Regions from separate parts of the Mus musculus genome. Here region 1 is linked to region 2. A link is a loop called in an ENCODE intact Hi-C map of the cell type or tissue named here. Cell type or tissue: heart. All regions are shown on one strand. Links, peaks and the distances in the headings refer to the core of each region. The heading gives the core; the rest is flanking DNA.

Region 1 (10,072 bases), core at 925-8,924, 52 kb after region 2:
TCACTAGCTAAGGATTTGAGGAGTCTTGAGTTCAGAGAATGCCGCCTACACTTAATTTCATTGGAGCAGAAATAAAGTTTATAGTCATTTTGTCAGTTTCAGAGAATAGAGCAGGTGGCATCTGGCAGTTTTAAAGTGAAGAAAATGTGACAATCTAGCAGATTTCTTAATCCTCTTATAAAACACTGTTCCTTTCAAAGCAGCGAAACTGGAAACCAGCTGGCTGTCTTTGGAAGTGACCATGGCATGCTCAGTGACAGAAGGGCACATTGTGTCCTCCTGGAGCCTGCCTGTCTGGTGCTTTCATTCTCCTTACTTATCTTATTCCACAGTAGACTCTTTAACATGATAAATGAACCTGTTGAATTTTGCAGTGAAACCTTAGGCCTGTAAGAGGTTCTTTAAAATAACCTACAAACCAAAAGGGAAAAAATGCTTCCCACTGAGCAGGGCGACTTGTATCTGTGGCCTGTGCAGGCTGATCTGGGAGGTGCAGCCAGACAGCACAGAACTCAGAGCTCCCTCCTGTCTCCAGATCACTATCTCTGAGTTCTGCCTGTAGGGTGAGGAAGTGCTGCCATTCAAACTGCTGTGTTCAGGACTGCCTCTGTAATGGGCAGAGGGCGTACCATTCCCTCCTTCCTCTCAGAGATCTAATAGGACTCTTAGCTGGGTTCTAAAGCTGGGATGAAACCTCTCCTTTCAGGGTTCTCCTGCTATGCTAGCGTTAGCAGCCAGCTGAGGCAGGGCTGAAGTGTCAGTGATTATACTTTGATATTTTCCTTGCTTTTTTTCCCTCCCAAGTGTGATAAACAAAACAAAAACAAACAAACAAAATAAGCAAACCAGTGTATGCTTGTTACCATTAAAGTGAAGTAAGAATACTCCTATCTTACACGCTGTCTTCCTCCCAGTACATATTAGCTTGTTTAGCTCTTTGCAAGGTTGAAAGTTGGGCCTTACTTTGTCCCCATGTGTGTAGGGACAAGTGAGCAGAGCCAGTCCTGTGCAGTTGACTTCATGTCTGGGCATGGTGAGCTCTCTGTTACCTAAGGAGGGGAAAGGGACAGAAAGCAAGCAAGCAACGGATGTCTTTCCGAAGATGCTTTTCTGTGAACCTTGTATGTCATTTAGAATGTTGATAAAGGCAGAACATGCATAAAGGTTTAGAGGTCTCAAATGGCAGGAACCTGAATGTGTCTTCAGAAGTCAGTAATTTTCAAATTGTAGAAGGATAATAAAATACATGCACAACATGTTAATATTCCCAGTGTGATATGGGATAGCATTCCACTGTCAAAGACATGAATATTTATGCAGGGAAAATATGAATATTCATACCAAGAAGAATAAATTAAAAGTTAGGATGACAACCCTTTATCAATTTTGCTTCCAAGTGTGTTTGCTTAAATTGATTTCTTTTATTTTCAACTTGAGAATTGCAAATAAGTGGCTTTGGATTCATGTTACATGACAGACACAGAATAAAGGAAGATTATGAGGCAGGCTTACTGGTGCACCCCTTTAATCCCAGCACTTGGGAGGTAGAAGGCTCATCTCTTGCAAGATCAAGACTAGCCTGGTCTATAGAGGATGGCCCAGGCCAGTAAGGGCTACACAGAGAGACTCTGGTTTTTTTTTTTTTTTTAATTAAAAAAAAAAAAAAAAAAGCAAGCAGCTAAGGCAGGACTACCCACTGCACAAATTACTTTTCTTCCATTCATTCATTTATCTGCCAGATGAGTAAGGTCAAGCGGATAGTCTGTGCTGCGATAATAAGCTGACCTGCAATAACTGTATGGTCCATATTATGTGGTATTTGGCAGGTAGCAGGTATTCAGTAGATGCTGGTTACTAAAACTTCACCTTACCAGGCATAGTGGCTGCCCCTGTAGTCACAGCTGCTCCAGAGGCAGAAGTAGAAGGCTGTTTGAGCTCCAGAATGTGGAACCAGCGTTTATGCCTCACAAGGTTGGATTCCAGTGATGTCTAAGCAAACAGCACCAAGGGACAGCATCAGCCCCCACCCCTCAGCCCCCATTTTTTCCCTAGACGAAATGCTCAGCTCCATGGTTGCTGGACCATTGAGGGAGAGGGTTAAGAGCTCAGCACTGTTTATACTAGTTCTCCAGGTCTACATTTTTATGTTGCAAACTTACTTCTTATTGGGAGCTCAGTATCCTTTGCAAAGTTGTTTGTCAGATGGCAAGCTTCTCGGTGATGAGTGTGTGTCTTGATCACTGCTGTATCAGCGACATCTGGGAATGCTTCACTTAAGGGCAATGTGAACACTGTTGTATCTCATTTACATCTGGGAATGCTAACTTTAAGGGCAGTGTAAAAGGTATATCTGCCCCCAAGCTGTCCTGCCATTAAGACATTAAGAAGTGTCTCCAGCTGTGTGCTGGTGACACTGGTCTCTACCCAAGCTCTATGCTGGAGCACAGTCAGCACACTGTTCAAATGGTGGTGGTGCAAATCTGCTCAAATTCTTCAATGACACGGTTATTAATGGGCTTTTTAGTTCAAAACAATTTATTTTAAAGTATTAATGTTTTGATGAATAGATGTCTGTTTTTATTTAAAGGCCTTAGATTGGTAAAGGGGAGATCATTGAGGACGGTTGGCAGTTTTGTTCGGGCTGTTCTAAAGCCTCTCCTACTTTGTAAATCAGGAAAAGAAATTCCCTGAAACCCCACCACCTGCTCAGTGCTGTAGGATGTGGCGTGCAGCAATTCCAGCTTACTCCTCTGTCCTTTCTTTTAGCTGAGGGGATTAGAGGTGGTTGTTCCATTGTAGTTTTTGGATCTGAGGCAGAAGAATTAAAAGGATTCCCCGAGAAGGGAGCTAGCTAGCTGGGAGTGTGTCCTGCAGGACTTGTTAGCACTGGGAGGCAAAGCATGCCCATCTCTATTTACCTCACTGTATCTCCTGCCTCCACAGCTGAACTATCAGCAGAAAGTAGGCATCATGTACTGCAAAGCAGGCCAGAGCACGGAGGAGGAGATGTACAACAACGAGTCTGCAGGCCCAGCCTTTGAGGAGTTCCTTCAGCTGCTGGGGGAACGAGTCCGGCTAAAAGGATTCGAGAAGTATCGTGCGCAGCTTGACACCAAAAGTAAGACATACTTACCCCTTCCTGCTCTGCTTGATTTCTCCTGCATGCTGATGTGCATTTGCTAAACCATCATCCAACAGCACTGCCTCTTGCTGCAGAAAATCAGACTGGGAGGCTGTAGCACTAGAAACATCAAAGACCATGGCCCAAATGGCATCGCTGTCATCAGACCTGTGCATGGGTCAGGGCTTGGGCACAAATGGTGCTCAGTGTACCAGGTGGAACTGCAGAGATTCATTCACATGGATGAACGTTAGGAGGACTGAAAAGGCCAGAAACTTAGTCTGATTGTAAGACCTATACAGTTTACTTTTATTGGTTTATTATATAATCCTTGTGTTCTTCTGCATAGCCAACCTTTACATAACTTTCTAATTTATTTTTACATTCTTTTTTATATCCTTGTTTATATGTGTGTTTGGGTGTTTGTATGTGATGTATATGTGCATGTGACTGTATGTGTGTCCACTACTTCTGCCCCCAAGTTCCTGTAGAGGTCAAAGACAAACTTCGTGGAGTCTGTTCCCTTTTTGGGTTTGGTTTGTTTGGTTTTTTTTTGTTTTGTTTTTGTTTTTTTTTTGTTTTTTTGTTTTTTTTTTTTTTTTTTTGTTTTGGAATCGCCATCTCATTATGTGTCTTTGGCTGACCTGGAACTCCCCATGTAGACCAGACTGACCTGGAACTCATAAAGACCTTTCTGTCTCTTCAGTGCTAGGATTAAAGGTGTATGTCACTACACCCAGCTTCTTCCTTCTACCTTTACGTGGGTTCAAACTCAGGTTACATGGCTTTGTGGCAAGTGACTCTACCAATGGGGTCAGCTTGCTACACCCATCTGTATCTGTTGTTTCTGTTGCCTACAGTTCTATTAACGTGGTGATACATGTGTGTACACATGTATGTGTGCATGTAGATGCCACAGGTGAGCCATGGATGTTGTTCCTCAGGAGTCATCCTTCCAGTGTTTAGAGACCAGAAGTTCACCACAGAAACCAGGCTGGTGGGCAGTGAGCTCCACGGTTAAGCCTGTCTCCACCTGCTCAGTACTCACTCTCCAAGCTTGCGCCACCACACTCGCTATATTAATATGAGTTTTGAGGATTCGAACTTGGGACTTTATCCATAAGTCATCTCTCTAGTCTGTTTATCTTAAAACTTATTTAGATGTTGTGACAACTTTTCCGTGTTGTGTGTCATTGTACTTTGTATTTCCCTACTGCCTGTCTTCCTCCCGGCCCTTGCTGGTCCTCTCTCTCCCCAAGTGCTATCCCTTCTGCTCCTTTGGTACCAGAATCTACAAAACCAGGCCTGTTGGTTTGCATCGGTATGTTGATTAAAGGCCCAGTGATAAGTCAATCTGTTTAACTACAGTGCAGAATCCTGCTAGGTTTCTAGACCCCTTCAGGAGGGCAGTTAAGCTCTCAGGTGTTGGTTTGGGAGGCAGTATGTCGATTCTGGTGCTCCTTTGTGGGGAGAGAATTTCAATTTTATCTAAAAAACTATCTTTAGACAGCTGTGACCTGTTTTTCTTTGAGAGGGTCTTTGGATTAGCACATATGTGTTGCAGGCTATAGTAATCTCTCTGGTTTTCTGTACAGGAAATTAAATAAGGCATTGACTCATGAAAACAGAAAAGCATTCATAAACTCCACTGCAGGGAGGAATTTCCTGTTGCCATAGTTTTGCTGTTGGCAGCTTAGAGACACCATGCAAGAGCAACTATGAAAAGCCATAAATAGCCTAGCTGCTTAAATAGTATGTTAATGCCTGGCCCTGCTTGCAGCTCTGTAAGATCTTAAATTGTTAGGTGCCCTTTAGCTCTTTGTGTCCCAATGTTATGATGTCCACCTCACAGAGTCTGTGCCTGTCACAAGTTGTAGGGCTCTGCAGATCATCACCAGGGAGAACCCACTGAAATACGGGCCTTGCTTCTATAACTGAGTGGTCAGCGGTAGCCCAGAAGACTGTGTGCCAACTATCAAGCTAACCTGTTGATGATGTAGGTGATGTCATAAAGGCATCCAGAAATGCAATGTGGTGGCTAATAAAGCAGTCAAATCACTGAGATTTGGCCCCAAGTCCTATCAACTTGACAGCTAGAGAAAGATGGACCTAGCGTGGCAAGCTGCCTCTGACTGCACAATCTAGAATTATGTAATATATTCTACAAAAGTGTCCCTTCTCACTGAGAGGGTTCTGATAGAGTTACTTCTCTGCTTTTACAGAATATGCCTTCATCTGCTTTTTCTTGGTGTAACAAAATACCCAAGGCTAGCTAGTTTGGGAAGAAAACGGGTTGGCTCAGTTCTGGAGGCATGAAACCATGGTGCTGGCGTGTGCTGTGCTCCTGTCAAAGCCGCCCAGTGCCGGGCACAGGTGGAGGAGATCACACTGTAGGATGAGAAACCAGGGAGGTGGGCAAGACTGAACTCAGGAGGTAGAGGGAGGAGGATCAGAAACTCAATGTTGTCCTTGGCTAAATAGTAAGTTTGAGGCCAAACTGGTTTTGTGAGACCCTGTCCCAAAGGCAGTTCCTCAGTAGAGCTTATGCAGATCTATGAACATGCAGGTTTTTCCAAATTCAAACACTTTGTGTGGTTTGTGTGTGTGCTTACCCTCTGGTCCCCTGTTGCACATGGGTTGTATATTGTCACTAGTGTTCCAAAAGCTAATGAGGCTCTGGTTTTATTTGTTCAGCTTTTCCACACCGTTATGCTTCCGTTTTGATAATTTCTATCAGCACATCTTCAGCTTCCTTTCTCTTTCCCGCCCATTCTGTAGAACATCCTAATTCACACTAATTTGATCCAGTGACACTTCCAGTAAAATACGGTTTTATCGACCAGAAGTTGTACTTGGTAATTTTTTAAGTCTTCCATTCTCTGAGCTTCATTGGGTTCATCTTGTCCTTTAAATCCTTTAGGATTTCTGTTTGTGTCTTCCTGGATTTCTTCCTGGTGTTGGATTTTTCCTGGATTGAGTTCCGCCTCACTGCTCCCACTGGCTGCTTACTTAAGAAGTGCTGCATTTCCTGAATGCCATCACTGTGTAGATGTCAGTGAACACCCTGAAAGAACCACTTGGTTTCCCTGAAGCTTGATTAGCCTTGCCTACAGCTACGTACAGTAGTAGCCTTGTAGTGTTTCTAAGGCATGAAGTGGCATGACCTGACCAGCATCCTGTTGAATTAGATGTCTCCAGTGTGCCTGTGTGGGATGGATTCACATGTCTTCCACCTCCAAACAGTTTGGTGGCTCCTGCTCTAATTATTTTATTTGTTTGTTTTTTAGAAAGGAACCCTGTGCATATGTAGATTATTTTTGTCCAGTACTTAAGGGTACCTTGTTCAGATATTGAGCTTTGCTGGCTCTGAGCTTTGCCTCTCTTGGATACTAAGCTCAGTACCGATATTCTGCAAGTATTTGTTGCTTCAGACTTCCTGAACTCCATTGTATGCTGGCTTCTCTCTTCAGACTGGGCTTAGCCTATCCTGTACCATTGTCCCAAAATTCCACCTGAGTAGTGAACTGGGACATTATAGGGCTCACCTTACTTCCTTGTTGCCACCCCTCACTGACACCATCCCAGCATGGACCACAGATTGTCTAATGCTGTCCTTTGTTGGATGTTTGAAATCAGTTGGTTCAAATATCTTACCAAATTTTCAAATTTATAGTGAGAATTATGGCTGGAACAGAAGTTGTAGATTCACTTTTATATTCATTCACTCATTCATTCAGTCAATCTATCAGTCAATCAGTCTGTGCATGCATGCTATCTTAGTTGAATCCCACAAATTGCTAGCTAAATTGTCTTTATATACATTCACATGCCTATGGTTAGATAGCTAATAAGCATTATGACCTGTGACAGCTCTGGTGGTATGGCCGGCTAATGTGTGAGCATGAATCCATGACTTGACCTCTAGTCTCTGTCCCTTCCCTTTCTGGTGTACTTGACCTTTTCTCACCCAAATTGTCTGCTGAGACACTTCTACACATCATCGTAACTGTTTTGAGGTTTTTATTCTGCTGTGAAACAGGAGAGTCAGGAAAGCTAAGCCTGGCGAAACAGTGGAGGCATTTCCTCTCTTTCCTACCCATCTGCACAAAGTCCGTTCTCTCATCTCAGCAGTAAAGACAAACAAATAAGCGTCAGATAAATATGTTGTTGGCTGGAACAGATCTCTAAAGAAATGTTCAGCAGTGAATTTTTGGGCTTCCTGTTTGTTTCCAGATTTGGTTGGCAAACACACTAGACTAAAGAGAAAAATAAACTTCTCTCTACGACATTGATTTGAAAGCTGGAGACCACCCTTATTTTAAGCTAAATTTACGGATGATTATTTGAGAAGTTATTGCCTGAATGAAGCTTGGTTGTCACGTCAGCACACACGGGACTTTGAGGTCCTTTGTGAAGCATTCCTCAGCGCCCTGCCCTCCCTAATTCACTGCAGTGTTGTGTGCCACCCCAGGATTTCAGCTGCAGCCAATGGGTAGCTGGAGTCGGTGCTTTAGCCTAGACTCACTCACAAGTTAGAAAGAACATAGAACCTTGGGGGCTGGAGAGATGGTTCAGTGGCTAAGAGTACATGCTCTTACATCAAAACAACCATCCATCCTGACCAAGTAGGTTTCATCCCAGGGATGCAGAGATGGTTTAATATACGGAAATCCATCAACGTAATCCACTATATAAACAAACTCAAAGACAAAAACCACATGATCATCTCGTTAGATGTGGAGAAAGCATTTGACAAAATCCAACACCCTTCGAGGCCCATACCTAAACATGATAAAAAGCAATCTATATCAAACCAGTAGCCAACATCAAAGTAAATGGTGAGAAGCTAGAAGCAATTCCACTAAAATCAGGGACTAGACAAGGCTGCCCACTTTCTCCTTACCTATTCAACATTGTACTTGAAGTCCTACCCAGCGCAATTCGACAACAAAAGGAGATCAAGGGGATACAAATTGGAAAGGAAGAAGTCAAAATATCACTTTTTGCAGATGATATGATAGTATATATAAGTGACCCTAAAAATTCCACCAGAGAACTCCTAAACCTGATAAACAGCTTCGGTGAAGTAGCTGAATATAAAATTAACTCAAACAAGTCAATGTCCTTTCTCTACACAAAGGATAAACAGGCTGAGAAAGAAATTAGGGAAACAACACCCTTCTCAATAGTCACAAATAATATAAAATACCTTGGCGTGACTCTAACTAAGGAAGTGAAAGATCTGTATGATAAGCACTTCAAGTCTCTGAAGAAAGAAATTAAAGAAAATCTCAGAAGATGGAAAGATCTCCCATGCTCATGGATTGGCAGGATCAATATAGTGAAAATGTCTATCTTGCCAAAAGCAATCTACAGATTCAATGCAATCCCCATCAAAATTCCAACTCAATTCTTCAACGAATTAGGAAGGGCAATTTGCAAATTCATCTGGAATAACAAAAAACCTAGGATAGCAAAAACTCTTCTCAAGGATAAAAGAACCTCTGATGGAATCACCATGCCTGGCCTAAAGCTTTACTACAGAGCAATTATGATAAAAACTGCATGGTACTGGTATAGTGACAGACAAGTAGACCAGTGTAATAGAATTGAAGACCCAGAAATGAACCCACACACCTATGGTCACTTGATCTTTGACAAGGGAGCAAAAACCATCCAGTGGCAAAAAGACAGCATTTTCAACAAATGGTGCTGGCACAACTGGTGGTTATCATGTAGAAGAATGCGAATTGATCCATTCCTATCTCCTTATATTAAGGTTAAATCTAAGTGGATCAAGGAACTCCACATAAAACCAGAGACAGTGAAACTTATAGAGGAGAAAGTGGGGAAAAGCCTTGAAGATATGGGTACAGGGGAAAAATTCCTGAACAGAACAGCAATGGCTTGTGCTGTAAGATCGAGAATCGACAAATGGGACCTTATAAAATTGCAAAGATTCTGCAAGGCAAAAGACACTGTCAATAAGACAAAAAGGCCACCAACAGATTGGGAAAGGATCTTTACCAATCCTAAATCAGATAGGGGACTAGTATCCAATATATATAAAGAACTCAAGAAGGTGGACTCCAGAAAATCAAATAACCTCATTAAAAAATGGGGCTCAGAGCTAAACAAAGAATTCTCAACTGAGGAATACCAAATGGCCGAGAAGCACCTGAAAAATGTTCAGCATCCTTAATCATCAGGCAAATGCAAATCAAAACAACCCTGAGATTCCACCTCACACCAGTCAAAATGGCTAAGAACAAAAATTCAGGTGACAGCAGATGCTGGCAATATGGAGAAAGAGGAACACTCCTCCATTGTTGGTGGGATTGCAAGCTTGTACAAGCACTCTGGAAATCAGTCTGGCAGTTCCTCAGAAAATTGGACATAGTACTACAGGAGGATCCCGCAATACCTCTCCTGGGCATATATCCAGAAGATGTTCTAACCGGTAAGAAGGACACATGCTCCACTATGTTCATAGCAGCCTTATTTATAATAGCCAGAAGCTGGAAAGAACCCAGATGCCACTCAACAGAGGAATGGATACAGAAAATGTGGTACATTTATACAATGGAGTACTACTCAGCTATTAAAAAGAATGTATTTATGAAATTCCTAGGCAAATGGATGGACCTGGAGGGCATCATCCTGAGTGAGGTAACACATTCACAAAGAAACTCACACAATATGTACTCACTGATAAGTGGATATTAGCTCAGAAACTTAGAATACCCAAGATACAAGATACAATTTGCAAAACACATGAAACTCAAGAAGAACGAAGACCAAAGTGTGGACACTTTGCCCCTTCTTAGAATTGGGAACAAAACACCTATGGAAGGAGTTACAGAGACAAAGTTTGGAGCTGAGACGAAAGGATGGACCATCTAGAGACTGCCATATCCAGGGATCCATCCCATAATCAGCCTCCAAACGCTG
Region 2 (10,072 bases), core at 884-8,883:
AATAAAAACCATCTCTGCTTTGCCATCCGGGCATGGTCATCATTGATGCCATCTGATACATGTTCTCCTAGAACTTGGAGCACACCACTGGAGGGCCTGGGGACACCAGCGTTACCAAGGGATGTCCTCAGATTGAAAGCTGTCGAGAGCCTTGGGGTGTGAAGCAGTCTTCAGAGCATCCCTCTCTGGTTCTGCTGATTATGGCTCTCCAGCCTGTGATGGAGGGGAGAGAGGCTCCTCGAAGAGAAGCTGGGTGCACTCTGCTCAGTGATCTTGATTAGGGTCCATTTCTCCCCCCCCCCCCCCCCCCGTCAGTTGGTCTGTCTGTCTAGAGAGGCATGTAACTTTGGAGAAGTTGCTCTGCTCCTGTAATAAAGACAGGAAAGAAAAGATAGATTTTGAGACCTGTGTGTGGCAGTGATCGAGGGCTGAGCGGGTGTCTGCACCCTCTGGTATTTTGAAGTTCATTCTGAGAAGTGCTCCCTCTCCTGTGCTCCCTGGCATTGTGCTATAATAGAGAACTCAAGAGAGCTGTATTATAAAGACCATGAAGGAATATACACTGTGGTTTTGTTAAGTCTGAGAAGTGCTCCCTCTCCTGTGCTCCCTGGCATTGTGCTATAATAGAGAACTTAAGAGAGCTGTATTATAAAGCCATGAAGGAATATACACTGTGGTTTTGTTAAGTCTGAGAAGTGCTCCCTCTCCTGTGCTCCCTGGCATTGTGCTATAATAGAGAACTTAAGAGAGCTGTATTATAAAGCCATGAAGGAATATACACTGTGGTTTTGTTAAGTCTGAGAAGTGCTCCCTCTCCTGTGCTCCCTGGCATTGTGCTATAATAGAGAACTTAAGAGAGCTGTATTATAAAGCCATGAAGGAATATACACTGTGGTTTTGTTAAGTCTGAGAAGTGCTCCCTCTCCTGTGCTCCCTGGCATTGTGCTATAATAGAGAACTTAAGAGAGCTGTATTATAAAGCCATGAAGGAATATACACTGTGGTTTTGTTAAGTCTGAGAAGTGCTCCCTCTCCTGTGCTCCCTGGCATTGTGCTATAATAGAGAACTTAAGAGAGCTGTATTATAAAGCCCATGAAGGAATATACACTGTGGTTTTGTTAAGTCTGAGAAGTGCTCCCTCTCCTGTGCTCCCTGGCATTGTGCTATAATAGAGAACTCAAGAGAGCTGTATTATAAAGCCCATGAAGGAATATACACTGTGGTTTTGTTAAGTCTGAGAAGTGCTCCCTCTCCTGTGCTCCCTGGCATTGTGCTATAATAGAGAACTCAAGAGAGCTGTATTATAAAGCCATGAAGGAATATACACTGTGGTTTTGTTAAGTCTGAGAAGTGCTCCCTCTCCTGTGCTCCCTGGCATTGTGCTATAATAGAGAACTTAAGAGAGCTGTATTATAAAGCCATGAAGGAATATACACTGTGGTTTTGTTAAGTCTGAGAAGTGCTCCCTCTCCTGTGCTCCCTGGCATTTGCTATAATAGAGAACTTAAGAGAGCTGTATTATAAAGCCCATGAAGGAATATACACTGTGGTTTTGTTAAGTCTGAGAAGTGCTCCCTCTCCTGTGCTCCCTGGCATTGTGCTATAATAGAGAACTTAAGAGAGCTGTATTATAAAGCCCATGAAGGAATATACACTGTGGTTTTGTTAAGTCTGAGAAGTGCTCCCTCTCCTGTGCTCCCTGGCATTGTGCTATAATAGAGAACTCAAGAGAGCTGTATTATAAAGCCATGAAGGAATATACACTGTGGTTTTGTTAAGTCTGAGAAGTGCTCCCTCTCCTGTGCTCCCTGGCATTGTGCTATAATAGAGAACTCAAGAGAGCTGTATTATAAAGCCATGAAGGAATATACACTGTGGTTTTGTTAAGTCTGAGAAGTGCTCCCTCTCCTGTGCTCCCTGGCATTGTGCTATAATAGAGATCTCAAGAGAGCTGTATTATAAAGCCATGAAGGAATATACACTGTGGTTTTGTTAAGTCTGAGAAGTGCTCCCTCTCCTGTGCTCCCTGGCATTGTGCTATAATAGAGAACTTAAGAGAGCTGTATTATAAAGCCATGAAGGAATATACACTGTGGTTTTGTTAAGTCTGGCGACTTGGCTTTTGAGTGTTCTTGTGTACTGGCAGAAGATCTGGAGTGTTTCCTCTGACCCTCACTGTCACAGCAGAAGGCCTGGCATCAGTGGATCTGTGGGTCAGGTTACTGGTGGCCACTTCCCCACCATTGCTTCTCTTTGAAACCTCCCCTTTCCCAGTACCCAGTCTTTTCCATGGGAGGTTCTCATTTCTCACGTGCTCACTTTTCTTTCCTCGGCTGCCCCTTCTCTGTTCCTTCTCTCCCCTCCTTCCTTCTCTTATCCTTCCTAGTGAAGAGCTCTCTACACAGCACCCCACGCTTCTGCACCTCTGGATCGTTTTGCTGTTTTATTTATTGTCATCATCTCTGTCCAGATTCACTGGGTTGAGATAGGTCAGCCACTGACACTTGATAGTTTTAGTCACAAATTAACCAGTTGCAAGGTTTCTGTGTGGTGACTCAACAAAGGTCACCAAACACATTGTACTAATCTCCTAGTTTAAGCGGACCGTCTGTTGAGGCATGAGTGATTGTTCTTTTCTGTGAAAACCAATGTACCCAGTTACATGGCAGCCCAGAGTGGCCAAGTGGCTGACTAGCTTGTTCTCTTAGCTAACTCCTCCTCCCAGGTTGCTTCCAGCTTCTGGCTATCACAGCTAAGGCTACTGTGAACATAGTGGAACACTTGCTCTTGTGGCATGGTTGGTGGGGCATCTGTTGGGTATATGCCCAAGAGTGGTATAGCTGGGTCTTCAGGTAGATCTCTTTCCAATTTTCTGTGGCGCCTCCAGACTGATTGGCAGAGCAATCTGGTTCTACCAGTTTGCAATCCCACCAGCAAAGGAGGAGTGTTCCTCTTTCTTCACATTCTCACTAACAAGAGCTGTCCCTTGAGTTTTTTATTCTTGCCATTCTGATTGGTGTAAGGTGGAATCTCAAGGTCGTTTTGATTTGCATTTCTTTAATCACTAAGGACTTTGAACGTTTGTTTAAGTGCTTCTCAGCCATTCCAGATTCCTCTTTTGTGAATTCTCTCTCTAGTTCTATACTCTATTTTTTGATTGGGTTGTTTGGGTTTTTGGAGGTTAGCTTTTTTTTTTTTTTTTTTTTTTGAGTTTTGCTTCTTGAGTTCTTTATATATTTTGGATATTGGCCCTCTATCAGATGTGGGGTTAGTGAAGAATTTTTTTCCTTATAGGATCCAGGCCTTGACAGCAGCTGTCTGCCTCAGCCCCCGCCGCGTTATTTTTTGAGACAGGGTTTCCCACTGGCTCTGGAACTTGCTGGATTGGGTAACAGTAGCCAGTGGGTCCCTAGGAGCTGCAGCCTTTTCTCCTCAGCACCGTGGTTATTGCATGTGGCTTAACCAAGGTGCTAGGGAGCAACTTGCCTTGCTATGGAGTTACCCGGTGCTTTGCAGCATCCTGTAGATGACAGTAGCATGCTCCCACTCTCAGTTTTGTGACCATGGATGTCCCTGGGTCCTGACAAGAGTGAAGACAACCTCAGGTAAAACCCACTCTTCTAAATATTGAAACATTTTCTTTAGTTCAAAAATGAAGTCAAAATCTTTTTTGTTTTCTGTTTTGTTTTATTAGTGGAATATAAAATTTTAAAGCTATTATAAAAATTGTTTGACTTACACCATTACTAAGTTATGAGTATTCTCACCTTACATGTTTCTGTAATTCCATATTAAGCTTTGCGTTAGAAACCTTAAAATATTCTGAAGGGATTTGTTCTTTCCGTGTTTCTATATTTTTCCGCCTGCTCCCATCACCATGGAGCTAAATACTGTGAAAGACATCTTAGGTTAAAACAGTAACGACTGAACCGGGGCAGTTTGTCTTTGTGTGCTTTTTTCCTCTCATCTGTTCCCTTGGTCAACCGAATGGGATATTGCTTTTAATGTGGGACTCGTGGTGGGCGGTGGGGCACGCTTTCTAGAGCATGCTCCCCTGGGAACAGTGCACTTTGGACAGATAGATGAGTGGACACTGAGATGAGGGAAGATGGAGGAGAGATGCTTGGGGAAGGGATGGTGCGTCCCCTACAGCCTGTGCGTTACTCAGAGAGCAGAGGACAGAATAACGCACGTGAGCTGAGTCTTCATGTAGCAGTGTTGGATTCTTTGAATAAGCTGAGTCCTTACCAGTTCCTTTCCTCCCTCTTTTCGGTGCTGGGGACAGAGAGGCGAGGCCAGGATTCTCCCCTTGAGCAGCACCCTTAGCCCAGCCATGTTGCTGGGAGACATTATGAAACCAAGCACCTGGAGGGCTCCAAGATGTCAGAAGTTTTGAGAAGGGCCTCTGTGGGGCCTGAGGCTCCCTGGTGAAGTGCGTGCACAGAGCATCTGCAAGGCTGTGGGCCACTGCCAGTGTGCCAGGCTCAGCACCAGCACCAGTGCCACCCCAGGGAAGCACTGGCTGTGCTGACCCACTGTGAGGTGGCTGGGCCACACAGGTGGACACCCCTGTGGGTGATTGGCTTGTGAAGATTTAGGTTTTAAGTCTCAGTATTCTAATCTTCACTATTTAATTTTGAAGCATTTTAAATGCATGCAAACTAGCAGCAGATGTCAGTGTTTCCATTTTCTGCTTAATTTTAACTATAACTTTTTACAGAGGAGGGCTTAGCCTGCCATGAACAGTGTCTAGGCATTTGCTGTAGTGCGCACAACTTAAAGAACTCGCCCCTCACCCCCCACTCCACAGTGGCTCTGAATTCTCTTGGGGCTGGGGGGGGGATTCATTTTAAGATTGTAACAAAAAAAATCAAGAATTCATGATTTTATCATATATGGTAGTAATAAGCTTTGAGAGATGTCAGTTTGAGATACTTTTATTATCTGATAAGTAAACATAAAACAGAGAACTTTTAAAAACTAGTATCCAGTTCTTAATCCATCGCTGGAGTATTCTGAGCTGGATTCATCATTGGAAACAGGATAAGAACTTTTCTGATTTTGCCTCCTAACCAAATGTTAATTTTGAATTTTCCAAAAACATGTTTTCTAATGACTAAAAAACTAAGGCACCTTCTTCCACATGGAGTAGGAGTGTTCCCACGAGAGTGGACTTGTGTGATTGCGGAGGGTTGGCTTCTCTTCTCACCCGTGGTGTACTTTTCCGTGGGTAATTATTGAAATACAGGCAGGGACCTTTTTGTTAGTATAGAAGCTCATGCTGCTGATGAACAGTCTTGCGCATTTCAGTGGACTCACTACTGTAGGAATTAGAATTTGAGGTGTACCCTTTCCATTGATTTTTATCATTTATATATACTCATCTGTTTTGTTTGACTTATAAAGTATTTAAGCATACTCTTTCATCACAGTACTATTCAGTTACAAGCAACTGTTTGTAAGTGAAAACCACAGTTATGTGTTTGGGTACATCTGCCCTATCAGGAACGCAGTGGCAAGCCAGGCCAGCAGCTCCAGCAAATACTTAAGTTTGCCACATAAGAAGCCTTCCCGGAAGGCACCACTCTCAGGCTGACTCGTGCATCTGGTAATGCTTTGGGGATCCTGTAGCTTTGTGTTTAATTCCACTGGTGTCTGGTCATGCTGGCCTGTTGTTCTTCTATCCATCCTGAGCTCCAAGAGAAAGAAGGAGAAAGCAAGCCCTGGCCATGCCTGGTCTTTCCGTGAGAGAGCTCAAGTGTGCCAAGAAGTGGGCTGTTGCAGACTTCTGCTTAGTTTTCGTTCATCAGACCAGGAGACTCTAGACCTGTCACTGGGAGCACGAGTGATTTAAAGACTTATTTGTTCTCTGGGGCTAGGTTAGTGTTTCGCACATTTGCCAGAACAAATGAGTAATCTGTGGTGAAGAGCTCAGAGGGAGAGGCTCAGGCAGAGAGCAATGTGCCTTACCTCAGGGCCTAAGGACACTGGGTACCAAATACATTTAGAAGTCCTGGGCCTTTGAATTCCCTTGATTCTTGATTTTCTAGAATCAATTGTGAAGCTTGTTTTTTGAGAATATTCTTTCGGACGCCTTTCTCTAGCCAGGCTGTCATTTTCCAGGTGACTCAGATCTTAGGGTAACAGATACTCTGCTTTAGAAGTCTTCCTTACTGCTAGTTGTATCATGGGGAAAATGTGAATTTGGTCATGCTTAATTTGAAAACTGAAACATATTTGGTGATTTTTTTTTTATTTGGTTTGGTTTTTTGTTTTGGTGTTTGTTTGTTTTTTTTCAAGACAGGGTTTCTCTGTGTAGTCTTGGGTGTCTTGGTCCTGGAATTCACGTTTTAGGGCAGGCTGGCCCCAAACTCGCAGAGATCCGACTGCCTCTGCCTCCCAAGTGTTGGGATTAAAGGCATGGGCTGCCCCTGCCTGGCTTAAATTTATTTCTTTTTTTAAAAGAAATTTTCTGTCAGCATGTAGAAGTCTTATTTGTTCTCACTGATAATGAAACTCCGTGAGATGGGGATGATTCCTTTCCACACATATCAGCAGAGCGCACAGGTGAGCTGGCCGTGATCCAGCTCTCCGGGGAGTCAGCCGTGAGCTTACCGTGCTGACAGCTTTCAGGCTTATGCTGTTCTGCAGGGCCACATCATTGGAGGAGTTGCTTCGTGCCTGTTGTTCTTACCCCCTTTGCAGCTGTGTATGGAGCTACTGACCTTTCATGCTCAGAGGATTTTTTTCCTTATTGTTGCTCTCTTTCTAACCTGTAATGTCATACAACCGGGGGGGCGGGGGGTCGTTTGACATCCTCCTTCAGTTTTGAAGCCCTTTGGGGAAAATAGAAACATGGCAGTATTTACTAAATTATGGTAGTGTATGTAACTAGTGTTAGGTACCTTCTCCTTTTATGTCTAGTGTATACCTTGATTTCATGTGTTACTTGACCCCAAATGCCATGTTTAAAGACAGAACTTGAGACCCTCCCGGTAGTACTGCCTCCTGTCTTTTTGTTTTAATATGATTTTATCAAATACTTAATTTTTAGTCTTTTTGACTTATATATCTTGAAAGCACTGTGCTGCATTTTGCATTTTGTTTATTATAAACTAAGCTTCTGTTAGCAGGATTTTTTTAAATCTTGACTTCAGTCTAGCCATGGCTTCACTACATAGATGAGTCTGTGTTTGTATTGTATTCTTGTCTGGCCTACTGAGGTTTCTGACTACTGGTGTCTTCCACCTTACTGTCTTAGCCATGACTCTTTGACCATGTGTATTTTCCTGTGACTGGGATTTCAGACATTGTGGCCACTTTGTACTCTATTGCTCTGTTCGCTGCAGTGCCCTGTGCCCTGATTCTGCTGTCACTCATGATGAAGCCATTCATGGCTTTTGTCAGTCTCAGGCGCTTGTCTTGGCAACCTTACTCAGTTGGTTACTAAGTGTTTCTAGTTAGCTCCTTGTCCCGGGCCTACTCTTCTCCCCAGTGTAGCTCATACAGTGTTAGAGCCAAGCTCTGATTTTGTGCATGTTAGGCAAGCATTCTAACGATGAAGACGCCTCCTCCAGACTCTAGTTCCAGAGGTCAGTGCTGGGTGGTTTCCTCAATTCTTCTCCTCCTTAATTTTTGAGACAGGGTCTCTCAGTGAGCTCAGAGCTCAATGATTGGCCTTATTGGACATCCAGTGAACTCAGGGGTCTGCTTCCTTGGTGTTAGGGTTATAGCTGAGTGTCACCATACCTGGCCATACTTTGGTGCCAGCATCCAAACTCAGGTCCTCGTGTTTGCTCAGTATCCACTTTACCCACTGAGGCATCCCTCAGGGCAAACTCTTCCTCATACTCACTAGCACACAGTTAGCACACAGTAAATACTAGCGTCGGTTCCTCTAGTCCTCCTACCCACGATGTGGTACAGATCAGACCCAGGCCTTATAAATAATACTCATGAACCTTGCCATAATGCCACCTCACTCCCAGCTTATGATCTTTATTTTTAAATAGAAGTTTGAGATTTGTCTTAGTTATTTTTTAATTGCTGTGAAGAAACACCATTACTACAGCAGCTTTTACAAAAGAAAACATTTAATTGGGGCCTTCTTTACATTTTCGGTGGCCTAGTCTATTCATCATGGTGGGGAGTGTGGCAGCACACATAGTCCTGGAGTAATAGCTGAGAGCTACATCCTGATCCACAGACAGCAGGCAAGGAGAAACTGGGTGTGGCTTGGGCTCCCAAAGCCCACCCCCAATGACATACTTTCTCTAAAAAGACCACACCTCCCAATTCTTGTAAACCTTTCAAAGAGCTCCACTCCCTGGCGAACAAGCCTTTAAACATAGGAGCCTGTGGGGCCCATTCGTATTCAGACCATTACAGGGCTAGAGATGTGGCTCAGAAGTAGACTACTTACTGTCATGCAGAAGGTTCTGGGCTCAAATTCCTAAAGAATGATCACATAGCTTTGCTCTCTGTAACAGACCTGTTCTCCTTTGCTCTAATGTTAGTACGTGTTAGTAATGGGTTATTATGGACGTTTTGTTCTCTCCTGAACTTGTTGTCAGCTCTTACTTTTGGCAGTTTTTTCCTCTTTTCATTCTTTCTCTACTCACTTAAGAATGAAGAATGACTTGATTCTTAAGCAGGCAGAAGTTACTTTGTAGGAATAATGGACACCTTCTCTACTCTGACCTTGGAGTAATGATTTTTGTCTTTCACTCTCTGTACTGTGTTTCTCTTCGTCTCCCCAGGAAGAGCATTTGGGCTTAGCTTACTCTATTACTTGAGTGAGTTCAGTTCTTTTGAACTGTGAGGAGCGTCAGTTCTTTTGTCCAAATGTTATTTTATTTTGCATTCTGTTTACAGGGTTCAGTTTGACCTGTTAGTTTCCATTTTTCTATCCTTTTCCTCACTTTCTGAATCCTCTTGACTTACATGATTAACTGGTGAGTTATTCTTGTTTGACTTCCCATTTCTCTTGACCTTGGAGATCTCCTCAAATGGGAGTATTTTTTTTTTTAACTATTTTTATATGTAAGCTTCCTAAATCTGGTTTTGGGAAGGGAGTTAGTGTTTGACTGAAATGTCTTTAGCTAATTTGCTAATCAAGCCAAACTCCACTGAGGTTCTGAAAAGCTCTGCTCCAAGTGTAATCTACCCTCCACTTAAGTAGTGCAGTCTGCAGCTGACTCTTTGATGATGAGTTAGTGAACTTGACGGCTTCCTAGAGTAGAGCCACGTCACTGGCAAATCATTCTCATTGAAAAGCAGTGCCCGCAGAAGGGAGGCTTTCCCCTCTATTACAATGGGCGTGTGTTCGTGGTTCCTCACTGAGCTCTCGCTTCCTTTAATAAAAAGCACAGAGCGTGTGTATTTTCCTGCGCTCTAGGCTCAGTGCACTTATGCTTCTCTGGAAAACTTCTTTATAACAAAATATTTATAAAAAAAGGAAACATTTTCCTTCTCAGAATCAACCTTCCACTCCCTACCATCCCTCCAGTCTTCTCATCTTCTTACATACGCGCTGTGTTCTCTCCTGCATAGCCCTGTCTATGGAGTAGAACACAGCAGTTTTAAAAGTTAACAGTGTGTCTTAAAGTTTGTCCTGTTAACTACCAGCCACCTTGTACTGCATTAAAAATGGGGAGAAATGTCCTTTTGAATGTATTACCTTAAAGAAAATTATTAAAATATTAACTCAAGGAAGAAATCAGCAGCAGGACTAAGATGAAGTTGAGAGAGCACTAAGTCTGCAGTGTGCCAGCAGCAGTGCGTTAGGAACAGCGAGTTCATAATCACTGTCAAGGCAATACAATATCAGAATGCACCGTATGACAAACATAGCCAAGAGCATACAGTGGGTTACACTTTGTTTTACATTTTGAGATGAAATCTCCTATATAACCTGGGCTATTCTCCTCCTCCTCTTCCCCCCAATGCTTCGATTACAGATGTGTGCCACTAGGTCAAGGTACAATGCCCTTATGAATTAAACTTCTTAAAGCTTGTTTAAGAAATAAGAGCTTCCGGGCTTGGTTGGCACACGCCTTTAATCCCAGCACT

The links. Hi-C counts contacts between places; a loop is a spot of excess contacts. Peaks named below come from ENCODE experiments on the same cell type or tissue, not always from the same donor. Only the 100,000 strongest peaks of a DNase experiment are listed, where the experiment ranks them.
Region 1: a loop joins it to region 2, with 1.9 times the contacts of the local background. A loop is called at or near these places in 3 of 42 quality-filtered maps.

Annotation. Positions count from the first base shown.
Region 1 is chr12:82,369,425-82,379,496 of GRCm38, forward strand. Sipa1l1 (signal-induced proliferation-associated 1 like 1) reads left to right here. Exons shown (of 21, transcript NM_172579.3): 5 at 2,944-3,118. Among named protein-coding and RNA genes, the nearest start is that of Gm30916, 17 kb to the right of the region's middle. In heart, for the core only: no CTCF peak of the experiment used is centred there; no DNase peak of the experiment used is centred there; H3K27ac peaks cover 488 bases.
Region 2 is chr12:82,317,377-82,327,448 of GRCm38, forward strand. The region is part of intron 1 of Sipa1l1 (signal-induced proliferation-associated 1 like 1); the gene reads left to right. Among named protein-coding and RNA genes, the nearest start is that of Sipa1l1, 11 kb to the left of the region's middle. In heart, for the core only: a CTCF peak has its summit at 4,661; no DNase peak of the experiment used is centred there.